Linked DNA regions of Mus musculus: region 2 is linked to region 1. The links are chromatin loops, found by intact Hi-C in ENCODE. Cell type or tissue: left cerebral cortex. All regions are shown on one strand. Each heading gives the region's core, and the rest is flanking DNA. Links, peaks and the distances in the headings are about the cores only. Region 1 overlaps Tmem117 (transmembrane protein 117). Region 2 holds the start of Nell2 (NEL-like 2).

Region 1 (12,619 bases), core at 2,048-10,047:
GGCAAGAAGCACAGACAGGGGCTGTAGAATGAGGTGGGAAAGTGACAATGCCGTATGAATACCATCCATGTCGTGTCTTAAAAAGACATTCCATTTAGGGAACGGTCTCAATCAAGGTGCATCAGCAAATAAGCGGCAGCAGGTAATTGTAGATGGATGAAAAGATGAGGATGGTAGCATACAGATGGTAAAGAATAAATGATAAGTACATGGAAGACTGATGATAGAGGAATATAAGTGATAGATCATAGATGATAGATAATAAATACATACATACATACATACATACCTAGGTAGGTAGGTAGGTAGGTAGGTAGATAGATAGATACATACATACATACATACATACATACATACATACAAACATACAAACATACAAACATACATACAAACATACATACCCAGGTAGATAGATGATTGATTGATAGATAGATAGATAGATAGATAGATAGATAGATAGATAGACAAACAGATAGGTAACAGATAGATGGCTAGATAGGTAAATTCCTAGGTAAGTAGGTAGACAGGCAGACAGAAAGACAGAGAGACAGGTGACAGACTAACAGATTCTGAGTACATGCACAGTATATAAATAGACTTATTTCAAAGAACCTGTTTATAGAATTGTCGGGTTGGCAAACCCACATGTTCTGCAGAGCAGGTTAACAAGTTTGAAGAACCAGCCAGGAGCTGGTGTTGGAACATTCTGGAATGTTTCTTTTTCTGGGAAACCTTATTCCTAAGGTTTCATTCCTAAGATCCTCCAACTGACTGCATGAAGCCCACCTCATACTGAATGCAAGTTTCTTTACTGTTACTTAAAGCCACCTGACTGAAGACACCAACCACATCGATCAAACACTGTCAGACTGATTCCCACACTCAACACTGACCAACAGTGTGCTGAGCCCGACCAAGTTAACTTATAAAAAAGAAATCATTGAATTTTACCAACTTACATTATAAATATATATTTGTATTTTTATGCAAAACTATAATCGCCATAAACACCTTTAGAAATATTTTTGACTCATCATAATTTCAAATTGAGATTTTAAAGGGTTTTTTAAGCTATTGGTTTAATTTTGCATGCTTATGTAGCTATGTTCCAAACACACATGTGGAAGTCAGGGACAATCTATAGGAGTCAGTCATCTTGGTCTACCATGTCGGTTCCAGGGATTTGCTTAATGACAACACTCTTACTCTCTGAGCCATCTCACTGGTCCCTAATTTAAAAACTAGACACAAAAGTTCTATAATATCATCTCAGATTTCCCATCACACATACACACACACACACACTCATGTGAATACTCAGATATGCACACATGTGCATAGGCACAGTGTGCACACACACACACCTATGCACTCTCCGGGGTGCATTGTTCATGTACCCACACACATACATGCACACACATGCACATACATGCACACACATATGCACACACACATACACACATGCACAAACACATGGGTACAAGTACAGGTGCAGGTACTTGCATAACACACACACACACACACACACACACACACCTCATCAAACAGAAAACTTACTTCTCATGGATTTTATCAGTAGTCAACACTCACCATCTTTCAATCTTTTGAGTTCACATGACAGATTTCCAAAGTACTTCTGGTTTTGTTTTGTTTTGTTTTGTTTTGTTTTGTTTTGTTTTTAGGTCACAGGAAACTATACCCATGTCTTAATAACAAACATTCATTCCTTTTTTCATTTCTACACAACTTCCCGCCCCTTTCTGTTACTTACACTAAGGCTGTTTGTGCTGCCAGCCACAGTCTCTCTGTTCACATTGGAATAACTGCCCACTGTCACGAAGCTGCTCACATTCATGCCCAATCTAAAAACCGTGTCTCTGAAACCCAAAATATCTGCCTTGAGTGCCTCATGACCACAGGACTCATGTTTGAGTTCAGTATTTTTTAATCAAATGACTTGATTCTTCCATCAAAATTAGACCATCTCCTGAACAACAACAACGAAATGTGTTGTAACCAGCCCTCTGCTCAGTGGTCAACAGCCTGAGAGCAGAACTGTTATTTTAACAGTGTAGATCACCAGCAGCCAGCCCTTGAAAATCAGAAGCCTGCTAGAGCCCTGAGCATGTCAGGACCCTATGTGAGCAGAACCTGTGATGTTTGACAAATTGCCTAAGCCTGCGAACTCTCAATGGGTGCCGGTTAAATCAAAAGAGAAAGAATACATTGTTCTTCTATAGTTGGTTGGGAGACGATGTTGCCATCAGATTAGGGTGTTGTATATATGTGGGTTCAGTTTATTTTAAAGGATGATACCATTATTATAGACATTACATTCACTCAAAATTGTGTTTTTACATATCTTTAAACAATGTCCTTAACTAAAGTAGATCATTACTTGTGAACAAGTATCCTACAGGACAGGAGAATGTGATGGAGACACAATGCTGGATCTATCTATCTATGGTGGCTCTAATCTATACATATGGATCTATCCATTATAGCTTGTAACTATGCATCTCTATGCATACAATGCATGAAGGGTCCAAGTAACCAGTCTGAATGGGGACACTGAATCCAAGGGTTGGCAGATAACTGACAGCATGTTAGATTTGGGCAACCAATGGAATAGCCAAGTCACCAAACCCCAGGGAGGTGGGTGGATGGGGAGTCCAGTCAGGAAATCCTTACAGATGGTGTGGGGGAAGATAGTACAAGTTCTGAGAAGAAACACAGGCTGTCTGGTTGCACACGGTTAGGTTTTTATCCAGCACCCAGAGCTGTGAGGAAGGGCCTTCCGGCAGTACCTGAGGAGGGTAAATGTGTCTTTGTCAGACACCAGTGTCTGGGCTTGGGAACCATTATATGAACCATGCACTGCAAAGGCAAGCTGGTCTGTAGGCCCCATACGCGGCTGCACATGGCCCGGGATACATTATGGCTCTCATTGCCTTTAGGCCCACACTCACATCAAAACTGAGAATAACAGACCATGGACAGAAAACTATAATATCTGGGGGTTTTTCTTCTCTCATATATTACATCTTGAACAAAGTTTCCCCTCCCCTTTATCCCCAGTCTCTCCTCCTCACCTCCACTTTCCCCCCGAACCGCCCGTCTCTCTGCCTCCACTCAGAAAAGAGTAGGCTTCCCAGGGACATCAACCAAACACAGCATGACAAGCTACACTAAGACAAGCCACAGCACACTGAGGCTGGACAAAGCAAGCCATTAGGAAGAAAAGGGTCCCACAAGAAGGCAAAAGAGTCAGGGACAGCGCCCGGCTCTCACCACTAGGATTCCCACAAGGACACCAAGCTGCTCGGCCATGACACCTATGTAGAGGACCTAGCTAGGCTGATAATTTTAAGTATTTGTTCTCAACTAACTTGTCCCTTTTTCAAAGACCTTTCCCTTCACAATACAAACTTGCCTGCTCTGATTACTTACCTTCACAAATACCAGACGGCAGCCTAGTAGCCACCCCATGCCTAATCTCCTATCTCCTGCCTTCCTACTGACTTCCAGATCTCATCCTGTTAGCTTTAAGTGGCCTGCTGAGAGCCCCGGGGTTGTCCTGCTACCACTTCCTTAAGACACTTCTCCCAGATGCCCCAGTATCCTTCACCACAAGACCTAGTCACTCTCAGCCCTTCTCAGTCTTGTCCCTCATAAGGTGAGCCTGTGAACACTGAAGAGATACCCATTGGCCAAGTCCTATTCCAAAGATCATGGCTTACTTTAGCTAATGGCCGTAGGCACAAACTCCACAAACAATCTGTGTCTTAGCAGTTGCTACAAATGATCACTGAAAAGCAGAATATATAAGGTTAGGTGTGGTGGTGCGTAACTTCAAGAGAATCCTGCCAATCAGGTCTACACAGCAGCTTCCAGGCCAGCGAGGGCTATATAATGAAACCCTGCCTCATACACACACACACACACACACACACACACACACACACACACACACACCAGAAGCGCTGAGCCAATCATAGCCGTCACAGGAATCATAGACACCCAGTGGACATAATTAAATACGTTTAGTTAGAGCAGGAGTGTTCAAGGCTGACATTGTTGAAAAACAAATGTCCAATTTCCTGACTTCGATAATGAATCTTAGCTCATTCATCAGCTGGGTGTTCCCAGGTTAGCAGTCAAGCTCATCTGAGTAGCAGCAGGAGCCTGCGTGGGGGGCTCAGCTCCACACTGTTCATTCTCCCTGCGTGCTCATGAAAAAGTGATGCAATTATCACAGAACAGTCTGTTTCGAATCGTGCCTTTAAAGTACACAGCAGATGATGATCAGGATATCTTTGGGGATCCACAAAACCAGAAACTGCTTATAGTTAGGGCTGAAACAAGCAGTCTGGTATGGTGCTGTGCTGGAACCCAACACATTCAAAGTTCAATGGGAGGAAACCACACACACACACTCGATTTGCTTGTGTGAGAGTCCATCTCCACCCTGTAACTATGTGTTAGTCAGGGTTTCTATTCCTGCACAAAACATCAGGACCAAGAAGCAAGTTGGGGAAGAGAGGGTTTATTCAGCTTACACTTCCACATTGCTGTTCATCACCAAAGGAAGTCAGGACTGGAACTCAAGCAGGTCAGGAAGCAGGAGCTGATGCAGAGGCTGTGGAGGGATGTTACTTACTGGCTGGCTTCCTCTGGCTTGCTTACCTTGCTTGCTTATAGAACCCAAGACTACCTGCCCAGAAATAGCACCACCCACAATGGCCCCTCCCATCTAGATCACTAATTGAGAAAATGCCTTACAGCTGGATCTCATGGAGGCATTTCCTCTAGGGAGGCTCCTTTCTCTGTGATAACTCCAGCTTGTGTCAAGTTGACACACAAAACTAGCCAGTACACTATGAAACCTTGCTTAGCATTAGAAATGACCTGAAACAGAACTAAATATTTCCTTAGATCCCATACAAAAAAAAAAAAAATGGAGAAACTCTCTTTGACAATAGTTGCAGTATATTCCTGAAAATAACTCCTAACAGGGGTGTAAAATAGCAAAAAGTGTATTTCTGAGCCAATCACAGACATATACCCATTCATGATAAAGTGTAGCAATGTTTATCTAGGAATGGGATACACATATACATTAAATAAGCAAAACTGGTTGAGGGCCTCCTTAGTACAGGAATCCCATCTTGTACATAGCCTCTATTTTGTACTAAGCTAATTTCAAAGAAACAACTGAATTCCCAGAAACAGCTTCTGGCCCCAGGTCTCCCATATGAACGTATTCCATAATATCTCACCCTATGGTTTCTTGGTCAGCATCCAGTCAGGACTGGACCTCAGTAGCTGCTAAATACTCCAACTAGTTGGTTTCAATCCAGACCAAGTTATCAGGAAAACCATCTGAGGTACTTGACAGATAATAACCAACTTAAAATGTGAGGCATGAAAATGGCTAGACACATACAGTGTATGCACATACTCACTGGTTGTCTCTACCCTACCCTTCCCCACCTAATTTGTGATTTTTGACTTTAAAAGGTTGCTCTGTCCTACCCCTGCTCACACACTTTGGACCCTGAACGCAAGCATCTCCCTGATATATCGGCTTTTTTAATAAAGTTTTGTTGGTTTGAACTTGGTTTTTATAGTGGATTATTCCCAAATTCTTGGACCCTAACAGAACTCATCTATCTGGAGACGTGAGATTCCCTTGATGCCATCACTAAAATCACATCCTACAGGGGGCAAGGAGGAATGTCTGTAACCCCCGCCCTCAAGAGACTTGGGACAAGGCCTCAAAACCTTGGGAATCAAAATTTTCAATTCCCTGGGAAGCAAACTGGGCTCCGCAGAAGGAGCCACTGACAGGGTTCTTTGGGCAGGGATGACCCCGAACTAGGAAAGATAGTGAGCCAACTCCTGAGACACGTGGCTAAAGGAGATTCTGAAATTCTTCATGGTCTCACCAATTATAATGAAACTAGCATAGCAGCCAATCAAAATTGTAATAATGTCACTGCCTTGTCCCTACCAATCATATTAGAGGTGACCCAACCCTTCTGGAAAATTCCCCTAGCCCTAGTCATTGCCATTCTGATGAATGCTTGACCCCTGCATGCTGGCAATTTCTGCAGAATAAATGCTCTTTGCCTTTGCACACCATTTGAGTCTTGAGTCTTCCTTCAGTGATTCTTGAACCCTAACAAGAAGGATTGCGAATTTAAAATCAGGGTAGACCACACACACACACAGCAAAGTCAAGATTAGTCCTGGGCATAGCATAAAACATTCAAAATAAGAAAGAAAAAACAAAGTCAGATATTATGTAATATTGGAGAATTCATTAAGGGAGACAGGACAAACTCTCCTTTGACCAAACTGTAGCAAGATGTATACATCAACGAACTAACGCATCATCTAATTTTGCTACTTCGCCTTATCCCCTTGGCATCCTGGAACGCCAGCCTCATTCCAGGTCTGTGGTTTGCCAGGAAACTGCTCCCTGCTCCTGACACACTTGCTTTTATATTTTCAACAATCAACCTCTTTGCCTTTTTAAATGGAAATAATGTCCTCATTCTATTTCCCTTTGCTGAGCCGCCACTGAAGCGGAGCCCGGCTCTGCCCTCTTCTAAAACAGTAGTCTCTTCCCAGTTAATAGAGTTATTTTTTTAAATTGTTAATTAAATGGCAATTGTTAGAAACAAATGCGTCTCATTACTCAGTGAGAAAGGAATTAGCTTCTACATTAACCTGCATTCTTTTCATGAACCCATTTTCACCATTTTTTTTCTTTCTTCTTGAGGTTTTAAACCATAAGCATGCAAGAGTTCACCACTAAAATATGAAAAACATTTTAAAATTGGAAGGAACAGATACCCAACAGTCTATCACTCAGTACAACGATCCCAATTTCCTTCCAATACATTTCTTGTACAGATTTTTAAGTCAAGAAATCAAATGTATTAAATTTGTATTAAAATGTGCCCAAAGGTTAAAGCAGATGATAATGTGATAAAAACTGAATCGTCTATAAGCAAAACGGATAACCCATATGTTTCAATACATTTGTAAAAACAAAGATACTCTAAGGATTTGTTGTTTAGTTGCCTCTGAAAAACATTCCATCCCAGAAGGAAGCTCCTTAAACAGAAGTAAACAACTCAAAACAGCTTTAGGTGGTCTCTGAAACCTACCAAACTCATTAGGGCTTTAGGTCTCTCCTTCCCCCCCACCCCTTCCCTCCTCTCCCTCCCCCTCCCCCCCCTCCTCTCTCAGAGTAAGCAATTAAGTCACTCTCAGAAAAGCCACACTGCCAAAACTCTGAGACAAGACCTAGCTGCTTGGACGAATTTTAGAGGAACTGTGGCACTTGGAAAGGACACTTTCCAACCGGTGGAGCTGCCCACAGGTTGCTCCAGGTTCCCCACTTTTGTGAGCTGTCACCCAAGCTGAGGTGGGCGTTAGGGATGCAGATACCTTTGAGTCATTTCTGCTCCTGTAAACAAGTAACCCCAATAAAGCTCACAGTCTCACCAAGCAGGACTTGGGTGGAGAGTGGAAGGAGACAGGTGACTCCATGGCACGCTTCAAATTGGCAGTTGAGAAGACTAGGCCTGAATTTCTGTTTCCAAGAACTGGGCCAGTCAGTTTTAAAGAAACAAAACAAAACAAAATCAAACAAAAAACCCACCAGGCTTAAGGCAGCTAGTCAGAAACTAGAAGGTGCCCAGCCACTGAGCCTAAAGTAAAGACAACGGATCACCACTAACTTTCCAGACCTCCAGGGTAACAGATTCCAGCCCCCACGCCCCTGGTAATGGAATGCCCTTTAGATGGAGTAAGATAGAGATCACCTACCCTAGTGCCCTAGCCTGCTTTAAATCTAGCCTGTGAGCTCATTTGATTGTCTTGGTAATGGGGCGACCCCAGTGTGCTTGACTACTGCAGAATAAAACACTCTTTGGGCTTATATACAACTTGAGTCTGGGTTATCATTCTTTGGCAAATCATGAGCTCTTGCAGCGATATCTGATGCACTTTTCCCCTCCTCAGTGACTCAGATACCAGCTTAGACCAGATTAAAAGTAGATAGAGGTGGGTTTATTAGGAGGCCGCCTTCAGGTGGGTTCTCCGATCTTACAGGTGGAGGTCAGTGAAGTCGGGCATCTGGGATAAAGCAAGGGGGTTTTATAGAGCTTAGGGGAGGAGTGATGATGTGCCAGCTAGGAGCTGGGCTTGTGTCCATACATGGTTAAAAACTGAGCCCCTGGGTGGGGCAGTCTCCGGTGGGTTTCGGGGAACACAGATAAGGAGGAGCGATGACGTGTTAGCCCGGAGTTTTCTCTGTGAGGGTGGTGTTGGAGGGAAGGAAGGCTGAGGGGTTTCCCAGCTTGTGTGGGGAGGGGTGGGATGAGCAGCCGTTCCAGCCTAACAGTAGATAGTTTAGTCTGCCATATCTGGGATGAGTTTCCCCGGGAAAAGTTTTGTCACACATCAGGATTTCTACATTTGAAAACTTAAAGGACATAGGCTGGGGCTGCATGTCATAAACTCAATAGTAACTGGGAATATCGTTAACTGCATAATTTATTATGTAGATTTGATGAACCTCCCAGCTCGGCAACACCGCATGCTTCAGAGACTAGGCGGTCACTTCTATTATCATGCAGCCGACTGGGAGCTGCAGCTGTGGGCCGGGAGAGCATCGCACCGCAAAGCTCTGGCCCAGGCAAAGGTCAAAATTCAAAATCCTAAGTAAAGCTCCTGCTGAATGCCTGTTGTGTTCGCATGACCATACCGTTAAAATAAAAGGGGGGAGAGGGGCGAGATGGCTCAGTGGTTAAGAGCGCCGACTGCTCTCCCGAAGGTCCTGAGTTCAAATCCCAGCAACCACATGGTGGCTCACAAACCATCCGTAACGAAATCTGATCCCCTCTTCTGGAGTATCTGAGGACAGCTACAGTGTACTTACATATAATAAATAAATCTTAAAAAAAAAAAAAAGAAATCACGTGAAGTCGGGACCATCTGCATTTGATCAATTGGACCTGTATTATCAATACAGTTTCCGAGTTCAGCTCAGACGTGTATTGTCACAATAGGAAGTCAGTTCACAGTTCCATCCTTTATCTCCCTTGCCCGGTGGACTTTCGCATGATGTTATTGCATAGCATGTGCCACTAGCCATCACACGGACAAACACTAGCAGACACTATGCCAAAGGCATGTTAGGATTTCAGAACAGATTAAGCGTACTATGGTGTCAAACCTAGTCCTGGTACAATAGATCCAATCAATATATGCTGTGAACACTCAGGGCATTGAGAAAGAGAGCTAAAGAAGACAGGATTCTCATTGCTATGCAGAGATATGTTATAATTAGCAACAAAACAAGGGTAGCATACTACAGACCCAGAAAAAGATGATAGGAAAATGACCTAACTATTGAAATTCAAAATGTGAAGCGCTTTAGCTAAGGCAAGAGAGACAGAAGAGTTAGAAGAAGCACAATAGTGAGCGCATTGGGGTGAGAGAGATGAGGATGCTCACGAGGTCATCAAAGTACCAGAACCAAGAGGTGAAGAGGAGACAGACTGGAGAGCACAAAGCTTGAAATGCCCACAAGAATCCATTCCCCCCTACGCATTGGTGGAGACAGCTTGAACTTAATCTCAGGTGTGAAAGGAGGCTTTCAATTATCACAAGCTTGACTGTCAAATGCTGCAGATTCTCGTTTATTAGACTAAACTGACATCAGCACCGAGTCGTGATTGATAAGGCCAGACCCGGATGAAATTAGGACCATTAGGCTCCTTTGCAGGGAGTCAAGTGAAATACAAAGACCAGGTGGGAAAAAATCAGCAAGAGAAATGAGGACGTAAAAGACACAGGAACAAACCGATCATATCTCGTTGGTGAGTGGACAAGCATGGTCAGAAAAAGGACAATTTTAGGAAAACACCTTCAGCTTGCTGGAGCAACTGGCCACACACTTGAAGGGGCACCAGTGAGCGAACGCAGTAGCATTCAGGGAAGCAGGGCAGATTAGAAAAGAGCTTCCAGCTCTGCAAGGTTGAGCTTTTGACGCCCATGAAAGCCCAGTGAGAGCTGCCCAGACAGGTTTTGCAGGGGCTCTAGCAGCCTTGCCCGTCCCTCATTTCTTCTTCCTTGCTAAAAAAAAAAAAAAAAAAAAAAAAAAATTGGATTACATTCCTAAAGCTAACCACCAAGGTCTGTTCCCTGATTTGCCCACTTCCTCCTGAGGCAGACTACCAAGATCCAACTATCAAAGTATCAAAATCCAGCAATCAAAAGTTTGGCTACCCTAATTAACATGCCCAATCAAAATTAAACACCTCATCCTAACACAGGGTTTGCCCTTTTACCTTTGTAAGCGTCCATAGGACCATGGCTGTCTCCTCTCTATCCAAAGGCAGTCCTCAGTTCCTTTAGGGAAAATAACCCTTCACCCTCTCCCTTGTTCTTTTCTCCTTTTCCCTTATCCCCTTTGTCTCCTAGTCCCTCCCCTTGTCCCTCTTGGACACATAACTCTCCTTTGTGCTGAGAACTTAGTCTTGGGGTGTTTTGTGCCAACTTTGAGGAGCCTTTCAGGTCGCATTGAACTGGGTGATCACACAAGCCAAAGGTGAGTTAGCAGAGGGAAGATACTACAGAAAGAAGAAAAGAGGATTAGGGTCATCAACTATCAGAACAAGGTCCATGAATGAAGTTACACGAGGAGAATTCTGATTGTGTGTGAGAAAACTTAAAGAAACCAGGTCAACAGTCCTGTGATCTCAGCTCTCCAAAGGCCTGTGGTTGAAATGTAAGCCCCTCCCAGGAGTAGTAAACAGGAATCGGCTTACTTCTGATTATGCATTGTGGTGGTTCGAATACGCTTGGCCCAGGGAATAGCACTTTTAAGAGGTGTGGCCTTGTTGGATGAAGTGCATTACTGTGGCCATGGACTTTAAGACCCTCATCCTAGCTGCTTGGGAGCCAGTCTTCTCCTAGCAGCCTTCAGATGCAGATGTAGAATTCTCAGCTCCTCCTGTGTCATGCCTGCCTGGATGCTGCCATGTTTCCACCATGATGATAATGGACTGAATCTCTGAATCTGTAAGCCAGCCCCAATTAAATGTCATCCTTTATAAGACTTGCATTGGTTATGGTGTCTGTTCACAGAAGTAAAACCCTAAGACACCCATTGTCTTAATACCATTCAAATGATGTTCCCAAGGTCTGTTGTCCTCACGACTGTATACAAACTAAACTCACATAAGTACACCTTGCCTTTGTGATTGTATGCAGCTTGAATGCCTGTGACCTTTGCTCGTGATCTTGCTTAGCCCTCAGAATATAAATTGTTTGACGCGCTGAATAAAGTTGGCTATTGCATAAGAGTTTAGTCTGCCTCATTGTTAGGCTCCATTCTCCCAGGTTCACACCACCCACTATAACGGTGACAGTCCACTTCAAGGGAATAAGAAAAGAAAAAGGGATCCATAGTTTAAAGAAAGGGCTGCCCCAGAGATAGAAAATACTGGAAGAAATTTAACGCGATGTTTAAAAATCAGAAAATGGAATACAATATAAAATTCAAAGGAGAACTGAGACTACATGATGCTTAAATGAGGTTAAGGAATAAGAATAGAAATATGTCTGTCAAATTTTAACCCTAGACTTGCTGGCCACAACAAGGACACTTTAAGATGGTAAGAAGACACCAACATGGGAAAGAATTAAGTTGGGCCTATATATAGGAGTAAAACAAATGAGACCTGGTGTGTAGGCAGTAATTTTAACAAGAAGCATGGCTGGGAAGAGACAGGAGCAAAAACCACCAATAATTAGACAATGAAGGCTCAAGCAATGAGAGAGACCCAGTCTCCTGTTTAATGAAACCGATGGAAATTATCAGCTCCGTGGCTAATTTCCCTAGTGACTTGATTTCTCTGTGTAAGTGTCCTGGATGCAGCAATGCTATGGTGGGCACAGTGTGCACGGTGACTGCTCTGATAGTGATCTATTACTAATGAGCAATGCATGAGTCAATGATCAGAATCAGAGGAGTATAAGTAACATAATGAAAGCATCCAGGGTTGGAGATTACAGAAACAGCCAGTGTTACAGTTCAAAACGAAAGAAGCAGCTGAGTTTCATTTCATACAACACCGAAAGAAAGTTATGGTGCTTCAACGAAGTTCTCTTTAATTTATGAGCTTCAGCTTCTCACAAAGAATGACAAAATACATTTGAACTCCTCCAGAACCGAGATGGATTGATCACACCTTCCTGGAACATTGTGATGCAGAGAACTCAGAAACTGTGTCTTCACTCGGTGGAGCAGAGCACTTTAATGGGTCATCAGTGTCTGTAAGATGTGCTGAGGTAGATCTTCATACGTACATACACTCAAACCATCAAATAGTCTGTGTACGCAGTGCTTTAAAGATGATACATGTGACTAATACATCATTATATATGACACATGATATTTTACTGAAAATTCATGAGTTTAAAATTTTCTATGATGAATTTAAAGTTGCAGAGATATTTAGTCTATGGCTGATTTCAGATTTTTCTCTTTAAAAAAAAAAATCAAACCGTCTAAAATATAAAAGCCATGTGCTGG
Region 2 (12,619 bases), core at 1,683-9,682, 670 kb before region 1:
GCTTTTGTGTTCTGAGTCTTGCTTTTCTGTTACTTGTTTGTCTAATTTTAGTCTAAAATAGTGATTGTTTCTTAAAAATAGGCTGGTGGATGTTTCTTACTCTTTTATTTTTTGGAAAAATTGTGATTACCGGATGTTATTTCTTCCCCAGATGTCTAGTGCAGTTGGTGTTGAGCATATGGGACTAGAGATGATGTTATCAGATTATGAGAGAAAAAAACAAAAGTTTCTAAATATTACTGTGGATTTGCCTGTCTCTCACATAATGTCTGTCTCAGTTTCTTTGGGGATAAGTATCCCAGGTGTTTTGATTCCTTGCTGTCAGGTGTGTGCCTTATCATGGAGGTTGCCCTGTGTTCCTAGAAGGCCGACCACTTATGACAAGTGATCCTCCTCTTGAGTTGACTGTAAAGACATTTGTTGTCTTGCTAATTTGTTTTGTTGTAAACTTACTTTCTCAATTTTATAGCCCCTTCAACTCTCTTTTGATGTATTTCTGTTTAAGATACCTTTAAAAACCCTCTATGTTTAACTGAATTTACTCTCTCTGGAGTGATTACTTTTTAATCCCATGTAGTTAGCTAGTTTATATTTCCTGATCTATTGTGGAAAAACCCCATTCTTTTGTTTTAGATCATTTACATTTATTGTAATTATTAACAGTTGAATTATAGTCTACCATTTTATTATTTATTTTCATTTACTTGTATTTTGTGTTCCACAAACCTTTTCTTTTTACTTTGATATTTTTGTATCCATTATAACTATTGTGTTTTTAGACTCACATCTCTGTGTAGTATTTTAACTCATGTTTCGGAGTATATAAACATGTTCCACCATCCAGGCAGACACCCACGTTACCATTTACATTAGAGTTAAGCTAGGTTAAGTTAGATAGACCTTACTATCCTATGGGTACCTTTACTACATCTGTGTTATGATTATCTTACATATGAAAATCGATATCTATTTAGATAATTTCTAAGTATTATAACTATTAGAAGGATGCGTACCCAAGGATAGCTATATCCTAACACCTAGAGTCTGGGTATGATACTTTACATGGCCAAGGGATTTCATACTTGTCATTAAGGCTAAGAAGGAGTGATTATCCTGGGATATGCAAATGGTTTTAATATTATTGTAGAAATCCTGTTAGGCCAGAGAAGATTTTCAAGTTGTATTTTGAGAACTGTTGAGGTCTAATAAAACTTTCTTTACCATGGGTGGCTCTAAAGACAAAATGGGAGAACGAGCCAAGGGGTGCCCACACTGCTTAAAGCAGCAGGGGGACTCTCCTCCCCAGCTTGCAGAATAGATGTAGTCTCGTCAGTGCATGGACAGACTGGTGATGGAGTCACCACGAAGGGAATCGGAAGATCACAAATGTTGTTGTTTTAGGCAATTAAACTTGTAACAGTTTGCTCCGTAGTGACACAGAAACAACAGAACCAGCAGACATTTTCCAGGGCTGGAGAAGCCTCGTGTGGTTACCCAACTATCCACCATTCTGCTTTTACTTCCCTCTTGATATAGCAGATGTCATTGTGATCATGCCAAGGTCCCTTCACTTGTTAAACTGAGCAGAAGTAGCTCACCCTTTCTGGCTTTGGTCATAGTCCATTATCTAGTGTGTATGATAAAATATACATTACCTTAGGGTTCCTGTGGCGTCTGGAACCCCGTGTCCTAGTTTCTCCCAATCACTCCACCAGCAAAGCTCCACCTCTCATCTCCTAGCATGTTGAGGAATTTCTTTTGTCAGTGTAAATCTCACTTATAAATAAAGTGCTGGGCATGAAGACGTGCTCACAGTGAGAGAGGACCCTTTTAAAGTCTAGTGTGGTCAACCATTTTGACCAAAATTTCATTTTTTTGGGCCAATTTATGTGTTTGCATATCTATGGAGCAGTGGCAGGCTCTCACATAACCTAAGCTGGTCTTGGATTCACAAAGTAGCTGAAGATGACCTTGTAGTCTGATCCTGTCTTCGTCATCTTCTGAATGCTGCGATCACATGTTCTACATGATATCTTTCAATGCGTGCTGCTGTCAGTAGAACCTATTGCATGCTGGGCGAGCACTCTAGTAGCTAATTATTTTTTAAATAGATATTGCCTAGGTAATAAATCAGAAGATTTGCTGGTTCAAACATGAGAGATTTGTTATTGGATATTTCTCTAGGACTCTAAAGGGAATCTACTGTGCTAGACCAAGTTCATGCCAACACTGCTCTCTGGAAGAGAGGTTTTTGTTTGTTGTTTGCTTGCTTCCCTTTCCATACTAGAGTTTGCTGCAACTCTTTGGTTCATCGATCTTCTTATACTGCTTCACTCGGATCCACCCTCTAATTCCTCCTTTTCCACAGGTAGGAGTGTTGTGAGGATACTGGGCATGTGCCTCTACTCACATCCCTCTTGTTTCTCTTCCAACCATAATTTAAATAGCACTATTCATTGATACACATTTTATGTAGCCATTGCTGATATTATATTGATATTATATTTGATATTATATTGATATGGTATATGTTGATATTATATTGATCAATATTTGAATATACTATTGTAGAAAGATCTTTAAGCTGCACAAGAAATAGTTTCCTTTTCGTTTATTTTATTTTAGCAAATTTGAGATGTTGCCCTCCAATCCTTACATGGGAGCATTGGAATAGTTCTCAAAGTTTGTAAGATTTTGTCTTAAAATTTAGTGAAAATTTTGATTAAGGGGGATTAATAAATACTATCGATAAAGTTTCAAAATTCTTATCCCCCGTTAAATATTCCAAGAACTTAGGTAGACGTGTCTCCCCATCACTACTGTGATGTGTGTAGCAATGATGTATGCAGTGTGTGACATCTCATATTGCCTATGGCTTGCTGTGTTTGGTTCAGGTCTTGTTGAAAGCAGATTCTGATTAATTGGAGGAGGACTCAGAGCTCTCTAGAAACAGATGGGTGTTTTACTCACTCTTGAAACTAACTTATCCATGATGGAAGAGAACTGACTTAAAAATTCAATGCAAAATTTAGGTAGCACTCGAAAAATATACACGTCGTTGATGTTTAATTTATTTATTCAGTCTTCTAATAATCACAAATAATCCCACTCTTTTAGTCCTAAGAATGTATGAGGAGGGGGGGTGAGTAAAGTCTACATGAGTATGGTCAACAGTGAGTGGGCTTCTTAGTTTCCTGGGCTCAATCTTTTACTTAATAAAAATATACTTATCTTACTATGTATCTACAAACCTACTTATCAACCTATCTACCATCCTATCGTCCATCCTTCATCTATCCATTCATCTACCATCATCCATCCATCCATCCATCCATCCATCCATCCATCCATCCATCTATACATAGTCTTATCTGTATCATCTATTCATTCTAACACGTACTGACACTTGTTTTTCTCAGTGGGTAGAATCCCCTTGCCTTGCCCTTTGACCCTTGCTGCTGTGTAGTGTCCTGGACTTTGGATTTGGGAAGCACTCTAAGGTTTCTGGAGCTGTCCAGCAGCTCCTGGCACTTGGCTAAGTTCTGTGTGCTGTCTGCGCCTGGAGGCTCTCCAGCGCCCCGCCCTGGGCAGAAAGCCTCTCAGTCTGGGCTGGCCAGGCTTCCCCTGCTCACTACCCATCTCCTTCGGTCTCCCGCGCCTGTCCAGCTTCACCTAGGAGTCTTGCGTGCTTTGGCTGGGTTCCTTTTCCCGCCCGGGAGGGGGTGCCCTGCGCCGGGGCTGCCGTGCAGCGTGAGTGTCTAAGTGAGGGCTTCCCTCTTTTGCCCGAGGCGGCCGGGTGCCTTTCTTTGCAACCTCGCCTCCTGCGGCTGGGTGGTCCTTTCTCTCGCCGGGCTTTGGAGACACGCGCCCGATTTCGAGGGGGTGAGTGCAAACGCCGCCCATCAACTTGGCACCTGGCATTGAGATCCTAGGATCCCGAGCGGAGGCTGCGGTTGCGGGCTTGCGAGGGTGGTTGAGGACCTCTGCGGGCAGGGCTGGCTGGACCAGGCGCTGCGTGTGCAGGGGGAAAAAGAGGCCGCCCCGCCCGCGCCCCGGCTCGCGCCCCGCCCTCCCGGAGCGGTCTCGGCGGCTCCAGGCTCTCGCCATTGTCTCCGCCTTTCCAACAGGTTCGGGCGCGGGAGCGCGGGCGGGTGCGGGGCGGCCCGGCCCGGCTTTCCCGAAGCCGCCTCCCTTCCTCTGCGTGCGCGCCCGGGCCGCGTGGCTCGGCGGGGCGCTGCTCGGTGCAGGTCCCCGCAGGTCCCCGAGAGCCTGACCCGGCTGCGGCCCGCCGCGTGCGGGAGCGATGCGCGCAGAGGCGGCTCCAAGTTCGGCGCGCACCCGGGGGGGGCCGCCCCGCTCGGTCTTAGGTGTCTGAGCCCGGGTGGCGACGCCGAGGCGGTCGCAGGAGGGGCCAGCGCGGCTTTCCCGCTTCACTCCCAGCACCTCTTGGTTTTTATCTTTATTTTTAAAGAGGGAGACGATGGACTGAGACGATGCACGCCATGGAATCCCGGGTGTTACTGAGAACGTTCTGCGTGATCCTCGGGCTTGGAGCGGGTGAGTGGCCGCCGAGCAGGGCCGGGATGTTCCCCGCCATGGGGTCGCCGCCCGGTGTCCCTCTGGATTGGGGAGCTCTGGAGGATTTGCATTTGGGTCCTTTCTGTGCTTGTCCTGGGGACAGCGAGGCGGGTCACACCCTTAGGGTCTGTGGCTGAGGGGGAACTTTGCACAGAGAGGGGCTTAAAGTAGGTCAGGAGATGGGACCCAGCGCTCTGCTATTTTAAGCTTGACAGCGCGTCCAGGTAAGGCTCTCCCTGTGGAGGAGCGAGTTGCCTCTTGTCAGCACTTCCAATATCGTCGCCAAGACGCGTGCTTTCTTTGCTGCTGTAGAAGCTTGCGTTTTAATGGCCCCCTTTCTTTCTTTCTTTCCTACCCTTCCCCACTCCCACCAGTTTGGGGGCTTGGTGTGGACCCCTCCCTACAGATTGACGTCTTAACAGAGTTAGAACTTGGGGAGTCTACAGATGGAGTGCGCCAAGTCCCGGGACTGCATAATGGGACGAAAGCCTTCCTCTTCCAAGGTATGGCCCAGTGTGGAGCCCCATGTGTGTTGCGGGGAGCTGGCTCTGCGGCTTCTGGTAACTTGGCTTGGCGCTGCACGCTGCACGGAGCGGGCGGAGAGTCCCAGCTGGGGCGAGGGGGTCTCTGTGAGCTCAGGGTCTGACTCTTTTTAAGTGGGTTCTTTCTCCTCCCCTCCTCCCCCTCGCACTCCTTTTCCTCCTCCTTACTTGGTGCACTTGGTGGTTCTAATGGATAGTGCCTTAATTACCGACTAGAAACTCCAGAGGCAGATGGGTGATTTGGGCGTCTAGGGAACAATAAATTGTAACACAAACGCCTCATTTGGGTGGAATGGATTTGGGAAGGAAACAAGATAGCTCAATCTTGGTTAAAATACTGACCTCCCAAAGTTTCGGCGCTGTGGTGCCTGACCAGAGGAATTCCTTTATGGTATTTTTACTGCACATGTCTGTACTTGAAGCACGGTTACCATGGAGCGCTCCCCATTCTCCCGTGCCGATCAGCGGCGAGGGGAAGGCAATGCTACTGCTACGATTATTTTGAAATCATTTCAAGGGGACGTTCACAGAAGCATAGCCCTATATCACCATAATTGTACGTGTAGAATTTTAAAACTTTTTTTTCTTTTTGAACTCAGTGGATATTGGCTATTCATTACTGTCCAGACTTCAAATCATATTTGAATATACTGTTTAGTCAGAACAAAATTTCAGAAAAAAAAAAGCCAGCCTGCAAATTGATTGAGTAAAGCTTTTGAAAACTTCTCGCCTTGTGGGAAGGTGCTTAGCCCGAGGGTGTAAAAGGGGGCTAAACTGTCCAAGGAGATGGAATTTAAAAAGAGGCACTGGGGATGCCCTGTATCCTGAAGATCAAGGCATCCTCCCACCACCATACATGTGTGTGTGTGTGTGTGTGTGTGTGTGTTATGTGTTTCTTTTGCTATTGGGAGCTATGGCTTCAAATTGCCATCAAAATGCAACTGATAATTACTGAAACGTTGGCGATGCAAAATGCAACCAACCCAGCACATCTGCCATCAAGAAGCAGACATAGTAGGCAACTTGGATGTTTCTGTGGTGGCGCTGTTGCCTCATTCAGCCAGTGCATGTCACCATGGACAGCAGCTCTTGAGCTTTCTGTAGGGAGAGGGAAAAACTGACATGTGTTGCATTTAAGAAGAATTTGTGTTCATAATAAATTAAAACGTAAGCTCTTTAAAAATGGGTTTCAGTTAAGGTTGTTAATGAGTGTTTTTATTGCAACGAGTGTTTATGATATTTTCTTTACTCCGAGATGCTTTGGGGAGGGTGGGGCTGGGATACTGAAGACAATAGCTAAATGTAATCAAGGAAATAGAGCTCAATTGTCAGCAAAAATTCAGTTGAATAGAAATGTAATTAGGGGTAGGCTTTAGACTCATTCTCTGTGTTATTTCTATCTTTCAATTTTAGTCTCTTAGAACAGGAACTCAATATTTTAGGACTTGATAGTTTTGGTAAATAGAAAGCATAACAAACCAAGTTTCCAATAATGGTCTGCATTGTAATGAATTGTTATGATAACCTCAAAGGCTCCCTTTAGCCTTCCTAAGGGTACTTCCTATACAAAGTGTCCATCTGTCACAAGTAGAAACCAGAAATGTACATTTTATGTGGGACAATCGGACAATTATATATTGAACAGTATGACGGTTTCTAGGTAATAGTCTTAGGGTATCAGTTTCTTTTCTGGTTCATTTAAAACAATATTTATTTCGCCATAAATAGCCAGTTTCTTTAAGGTATGCATTGTGATTAAAAAAATAACCATGGCTAATGTCATATGTTTTCTTTGAATTGTGCTCAGTTGGTGGATGTCAGTTTCCAACAGTGAACTTCTTTTGTTTTTTAGCTAATACCGAGCTCAATACTAGAAAGAGCAAATGCTTCACAAATAGTTTTCATTCAAAGATGCAAAAGTTCACTTCCTGCCACCTTAAGTCTCTTTGTGTCTGAACCGCTATTTACTGTCCGCTGTGTCCTTGTAAGGCTTGCGTTCCTGATGTATTGATTGCACTGTAGTAACTTCTCTTACAAGATTTGAATTCCGAAGTCAGTGACAAGTGACTGATGTGTGGTTCTGCGTCTCCCTGGCAAGGTCTTTCCTCAGACGCCAGGCAAGCAGCAGGTTTGATAAGAACTCAGCCCTGAGCTGTGCTATTTCTCTGGATCCCACGGGGCTTAGAGGGACAAGAGCATTCAGACCGGGAAGAGTTTCGAGGTTTCATTTATAGTGAATTGAGAATGCTGCCAGTATTTGATATAGTGTGTCAAATGTCATAGCAAGAATAGAAACAAATCAAAAAAATCTGTGAGGTGCTCCCAGATTTCATACAAACTTCACGTACAAGTTTTCTGTGCTACCAGATACATTCTAAACAAGGTGAAGTGATTTCTGAGCCATCGATTGCTTCTCCAACAGATAGCAAAACTACCTGTCTCATCCCTTTGAAATAAGAAATCTCAAAACACGTTGGCCTCATGACTTTTTACTTATTTAGTATTTTTCATTTTGGTTACTTTATTTTCTCTTTCTGGTTTCTGATATACATGTATTTTGGTATTTTGAAACTATGAATATTTTAAACTATGAATGTTTTTTTAAAAACTACTGTGAAGTACAAATCTACTATTTAACATTTTGTTATACTTCCAAATCATCACTTTTTATTGGAACATCCACCATAATGCTGCAGCACTGTTTTAGTGTTGTTAAAATTTGATTTACAGTTGCTTTGAAAATTTAATGAGATTTCAAATCCAACCATTCCTTAATACTTGTGGGTTTTGGATTATGCCTGTTAGAATAATTACTTAATTTATCTGGGCAGTAGTTTGGGGTTCTAGTCATTTCTGGCTGTAACCTGACACATAGTCCCAAGCACCCTTATTATGCTTTTGAAGAATACAGCAGCATATACTGGCAATGAAAAGACTTGCAGCCAGGTGTAAGGAGTTTCAGTTCTAAGGACTATTAAAACAGCGAATAGATTCTCCCTTCCTAGCATTGGAGCCTCGCTCGTGTTTTGGCAGATAATGATCATAATAATTTTATTTTCTCTGTGTACATGAGAGATCATAAGGGATAAAGCATACACACAAACTTAGCATGGGTTTCAGCTCTTTGATCATAACAGTTTGTCCAGGCTCCCAAAATAGATAATCTCATCTGCCGTCTTAGGAAAATACCTTCTGAAGTGTTGGTAGATTGCATAATCTCATTAACCCCCGAAGCACAGATAAAATCAAAACATTTTCCCCCTTCCTTGGTAACTTGAAAGTAATCTTAGTGATTCTTCTTAAAGAACTTTTACATCTGGAAGGGAAGGCATTCCTAGGTATTTGGTGGCAGGCCAGTGACACTGGTGGGTGACTTCGTTAGAGCTCAAGGGGGTGATGAGGGCGTGTCTCCAGCAGTGTGTGAGCTACACCTCTCATGGGTGTGACAGGACACTTGAAAAAGCAACTTGAAGGAATGGTTAGTTTCAACTTGCAATTCAAAGGGGAAAACACAGGGATGAGAGTGGCTGTGTCTGTGGTGCAAGGAGCATGGCGGTGAGGGTCAGGCATGGAGAGGGTGAGGCATCCTGTGTGGAGGAAGCAGAGGGGGATGAACGCTGACCTTCAGGACTCTCTATCCCATTTTTCTTTGTATTCACCCTGAGACCATAGTCTCTGGACTACCTGCATTCAGGGCCGGTCTTTCTCAGTGAAACCTCATTGAGACATACCCTCTCCGACACAAACAATCTATGGTAATCCTAAATTCAGTTAAGTTGACAGTGAAAATTAACTGTTATAGTGAGAGCCTGTGAGTTTCAGGGCTATGGCTGTGGGTGCTTCTCTGACAGAGAAAAATAACACAGTGATCAGAGATGGACTTAGAACCCAGGTAGACTCAGGCAAAAAGTCACAAGCTGTGTGCTACTTGTGAGGACAGCCGTGAGGGTACTTACTTCTCTGAGCTTCAGTACCCTTGATGATGAAGTGAAAGCGGTTATAAGTTAAGTCCATCCACCCAAATTATTGTTGTATAATTACTAGGTCAGTGGAACTAATTTTGGACCTCTGACCTGAATTATGAAATAATACATATAGTAACAACTGATAAACCTTGCCATGTTTTTTTTTTCTTTCTTTTTAATTTACCAGCAATAGGTAACTAATGTATTTTGTTGCATAGAAGTGGCTGCTTCTGTAAGAAATACCCAACCCTATGGCAGTAGCTTTGGAATCGGGCGCTGGGCACATAGAATTCTGAGGAGTGTCAGGGCGTCTGTGTTTAGGCTTCACATCAGCTGAAGCAGTCTCTTGGGATCTTTAAATGCCGTGTGACCAGTTTTAAAGCTTCTTCCTCATTTCTGATTTGTCGCCTTTGTTTTTGCTTACTTCAGGTGGAGCTTTGTTAGTGCTGCTTAGATTTACAAAACCTCTCTAGGGCTCAGTTTATTTTATCTCTCTACCCTCTGATTTAATCAGTCAGTCAGTCTGTCCGTCCATCCATCCATCTAGCCATTCAGCACCTTCCTTCCTCCCTCCCTCCCTCCCTCCCTCCCTCCCTCCCTCCCTCCCTCCCTCCCTCCCTCCCTCCCTTCTTCCTTCCTTCCTTCCTCCTTTCTTCCTTTCTTCCTTCCTTCCTCTTTCTTTCTTTCTTTCTTTCTTTCTTTCTTTCTTTCTTTCTTTCTTTCTTTCTTCCTTCCTTCCTTCCTTCCTTCCTTCTCCCTCCCTCCCTCCCTCCCTCCCTCCCTCCCTCCCTCCCTCCCTCCCTCCCTCCCTCCCTCCTTTCTTTCTTTCTTTCTTTCTTTCTTTCTTTCTTTCTTTCTTTCATCATCTACTTATCTATCTATCCATCTACCTATCTTTCTTTCTTTCATCCATTGTTCAATACTTATTGTTCCTTTCCTTCTATTAGCTGTGAGCTTAGTTTGCTATTCCTTTTCTACTTCATTGAGATTCCTGTCTGGTGAAGGGCATTCCTCATGGGTGGCTCCTATGTCTTCCTTATGGCAGAACAGGCAACCCCATCTCCTTTCAAGCTCTGTGTAACAACATTCATTCTTTCCGTGAGGAAGAGTGCTGCTCTCCCAAGGGCCTCCATCCATACTATCACTGTAGGCTTTACATTTCACCAACATGCTTTGAAAAGGCACAGATATTCAAACCATAGCAATGCCACTGTGGCTGGGGAAGATTTAATATGATAGGGTATTTGATATAATTGCTGGGTACATGTACATGCATGCACATGTGTAAGCAGGCTTGTAGAGGTCAAAGGTCAAATATAGTTTCAATCCTTAGAAAGTATCCACCTTGCATTTTGAGACAGGCATTCTCAGTGGCTTGGGGCTCTCCCAGTAGGGTAGTCTTTCTGGCCAGTGAGTACAAAGGATATGCCCAACTCTGCTTCTACAGAGCTGCTAATGCCAGCATGTGTCACATGCCTAGCTAGCTTCCTAGCTTCTTCTCTTCTCTTCTCTTCTCTTCTCTTCTCTTCTCTTCTCTTCTCTTCTCTTCTCTTCTCTTCTCTTCTCTTCTCCTTTCTTTCTTCCTTCCTGCCTTTCTTTCTTTCTTTCTTTCTTTCTTTCTTTCTTTCTTTCTTTCTTTCTTTCTTTCTTTCTTTCTTTCTCATTATGATTTTTTTTTAAAGATAGAGTTTCTCTGTGTAGCCCTGGCTATTCTTGAATTTGCACTGAAGACCAGACTGGCCTTGACCTTGCAGAGATCTGCTTGGGATTAAAGGTGTGCACCACCATTTGGCTCCCAGCATTTTTTTATATGGAGTTAAAAGACTGAACTCAAGTCCTCATGCTTGAAAAGCAAGTGCTTTACTGAGCTTTCCCAAGCCCCAGACTTGACACTTAGCAAACGCCTCATCCTTGTTCTAGCTTTCCATGTCCCTTTCTGACCAACTGCACATTTTTTATATATTTCTGCTCTGTTTTGTTTGTTTGTTTGTATCTGGTTTTCACTGTAAATCTGGTTAAAGCAGCCAGTGATATTCAGGAAACATTCTGAAGATTGTGTTGACTTGAAACTTCTTTCAGATTAAGTAGTGTCTCCATTTTTCAACCCAGCTTTCTACAAAGTCTTAGGGTATGGACAAAATGTATCCAACTTTTTGCTAGAGTGTATGTAACACAATGCTTCCCAATCCATCTTCCTTCTGAACCCTCATCTCTGTGTCTGCATTCCTACCAGCATTCTGTTCTTCTAAGCACCGCCACTGAGCTCCACTGACTGTACTCTAAATGTTTTCAAACTCTTTTCCAATTTCTCACAAACATGTGTGATTAACTATTATACCAGGAAAGACCCACTTCTTTTCTGTGTTAATTTCTTTGAAATTATGACAAAATACTTTAAAGAAAGAGGGCGGGAACCCCAAATTTGCCTCACCTTTTTTTTCTGTCCCCCCGTTTTTTCTGTCCATGCTGAGCCACTGGTTTATTTGCTTTGGGACTGAGTTTAGCCAAGACACGCCTGCAAGGGGGGAGGCAGCTGGTCACCTCCCAGCACTGCGGAAGCAGGGAGAGAGGAACAGCTGAGACAAGATGTAACCTTCAAAAGCACACCCACGCTGACCTAAGTCCCGAATACTAACACTTCACACTCCATTCGGCTTTAACCTCATCAGTGGATTAATACATTTCGGAAATTAGGACCCTTGTGATCCAGACAGTTCTCAGAATGGCCACTAACAGGTCTTCAACACGTGAGTATCTGTGTGGACACTTCACTGGCAAATCCTAACCTTGTCTTGATCTTTGATGAATTGCTTGTCTGTTTCTTTCGAGGTTTTGGGGAATTACATCTGAAGATTTTGATCTTTTACAAGTATTTTTACAGAATTTCCCATATTTGCAGAGTTTTCTCCAAAAAAGCTGTTTCCTTCCTTTTCTCTCTCTCCTAAAGCCTTGCGGCCCTAACATTTGCTTTCATGGTCTCTTGACCTGTTTCTTCATGGGTGTGTTTTAAGAGAACACATCTTCGAGCAACCATTTCTGATATTTTCTGCTCTGTTTTTTTTTTTTTCATTGTAGGTTCCAGTTTCAAAGTGAGTTTGAGTTTTAAAAAACAGTTTCAGTTTTCCCAGTGAATTTCTGCAGTGGGTCTTTAGTTTTTCCACTGAATCGTCTCTTTACATTTCTTTTTACAAGCTCCTATGCGTGTGCATGCACACGCACGTGCATGTAAATGCATGCCAATGCATACTTGTAGAGACTATCTTGTGAAAATTGATCCTCTCTTATCATATGGGTCCTGGAGAGTGAGCTCAGGATTTTGGGTTTGGCATCAGGCTCCTCTTGCCTGCTCAGTCTTTTCACATTTCTTGAAGCAGAATGGGTTTCTTTAGAATAGTTACATTAGCTGTTTGCTGGTTTTTTTTTGTTTTGTTTTGTTTTGTTTGTTTTGGTTTTTTGTTTGTTTGTTTGTTTGTTTGTTTTTGTCAATTTAACCCAAGCCGGAAGAGTCACCTGGGAAGAAGGAACCTCAGATAA

What was found. Hi-C counts contacts between places; a loop is a spot of excess contacts. Peaks named below come from ENCODE experiments on the same cell type or tissue, not always from the same donor. Only the 100,000 strongest peaks of a DNase experiment are listed, where the experiment ranks them.
Region 2: a loop joins it to region 1, with 2.6 times the contacts of the local background. A loop is called at or near these places in 3 of 42 quality-filtered maps.

Annotation. Positions count from the first base shown.
Region 1 is chr15:94,851,456-94,864,074 of GRCm38, reverse strand. All of the region lies in intron 3 of Tmem117 (transmembrane protein 117), which reads right to left. Among named protein-coding and RNA genes, the nearest start is that of Gm31007, 37 kb to the left of the region's middle. In left cerebral cortex, for the core only: no CTCF peak of the experiment used is centred there; DNase peaks (open chromatin) are centred at 2,705, 4,236 and 6,487.
Region 2 is chr15:95,519,739-95,532,357 of GRCm38, reverse strand. It overlaps Nell2 (NEL-like 2), which reads left to right and starts at 4,344. Exons shown (of 20, transcript NM_001356951.1): 1 at 4,344-4,557; 2 at 4,953-5,081. The coding sequence starts at 4,494. In left cerebral cortex, for the core only: CTCF peaks have their summits at 3,601 and 6,171; DNase peaks (open chromatin) are centred at 4,920, 5,432, 6,156, 7,308 and 2 more places; H3K4me3 peaks cover 5,277 bases; H3K27ac peaks cover 3,486 bases.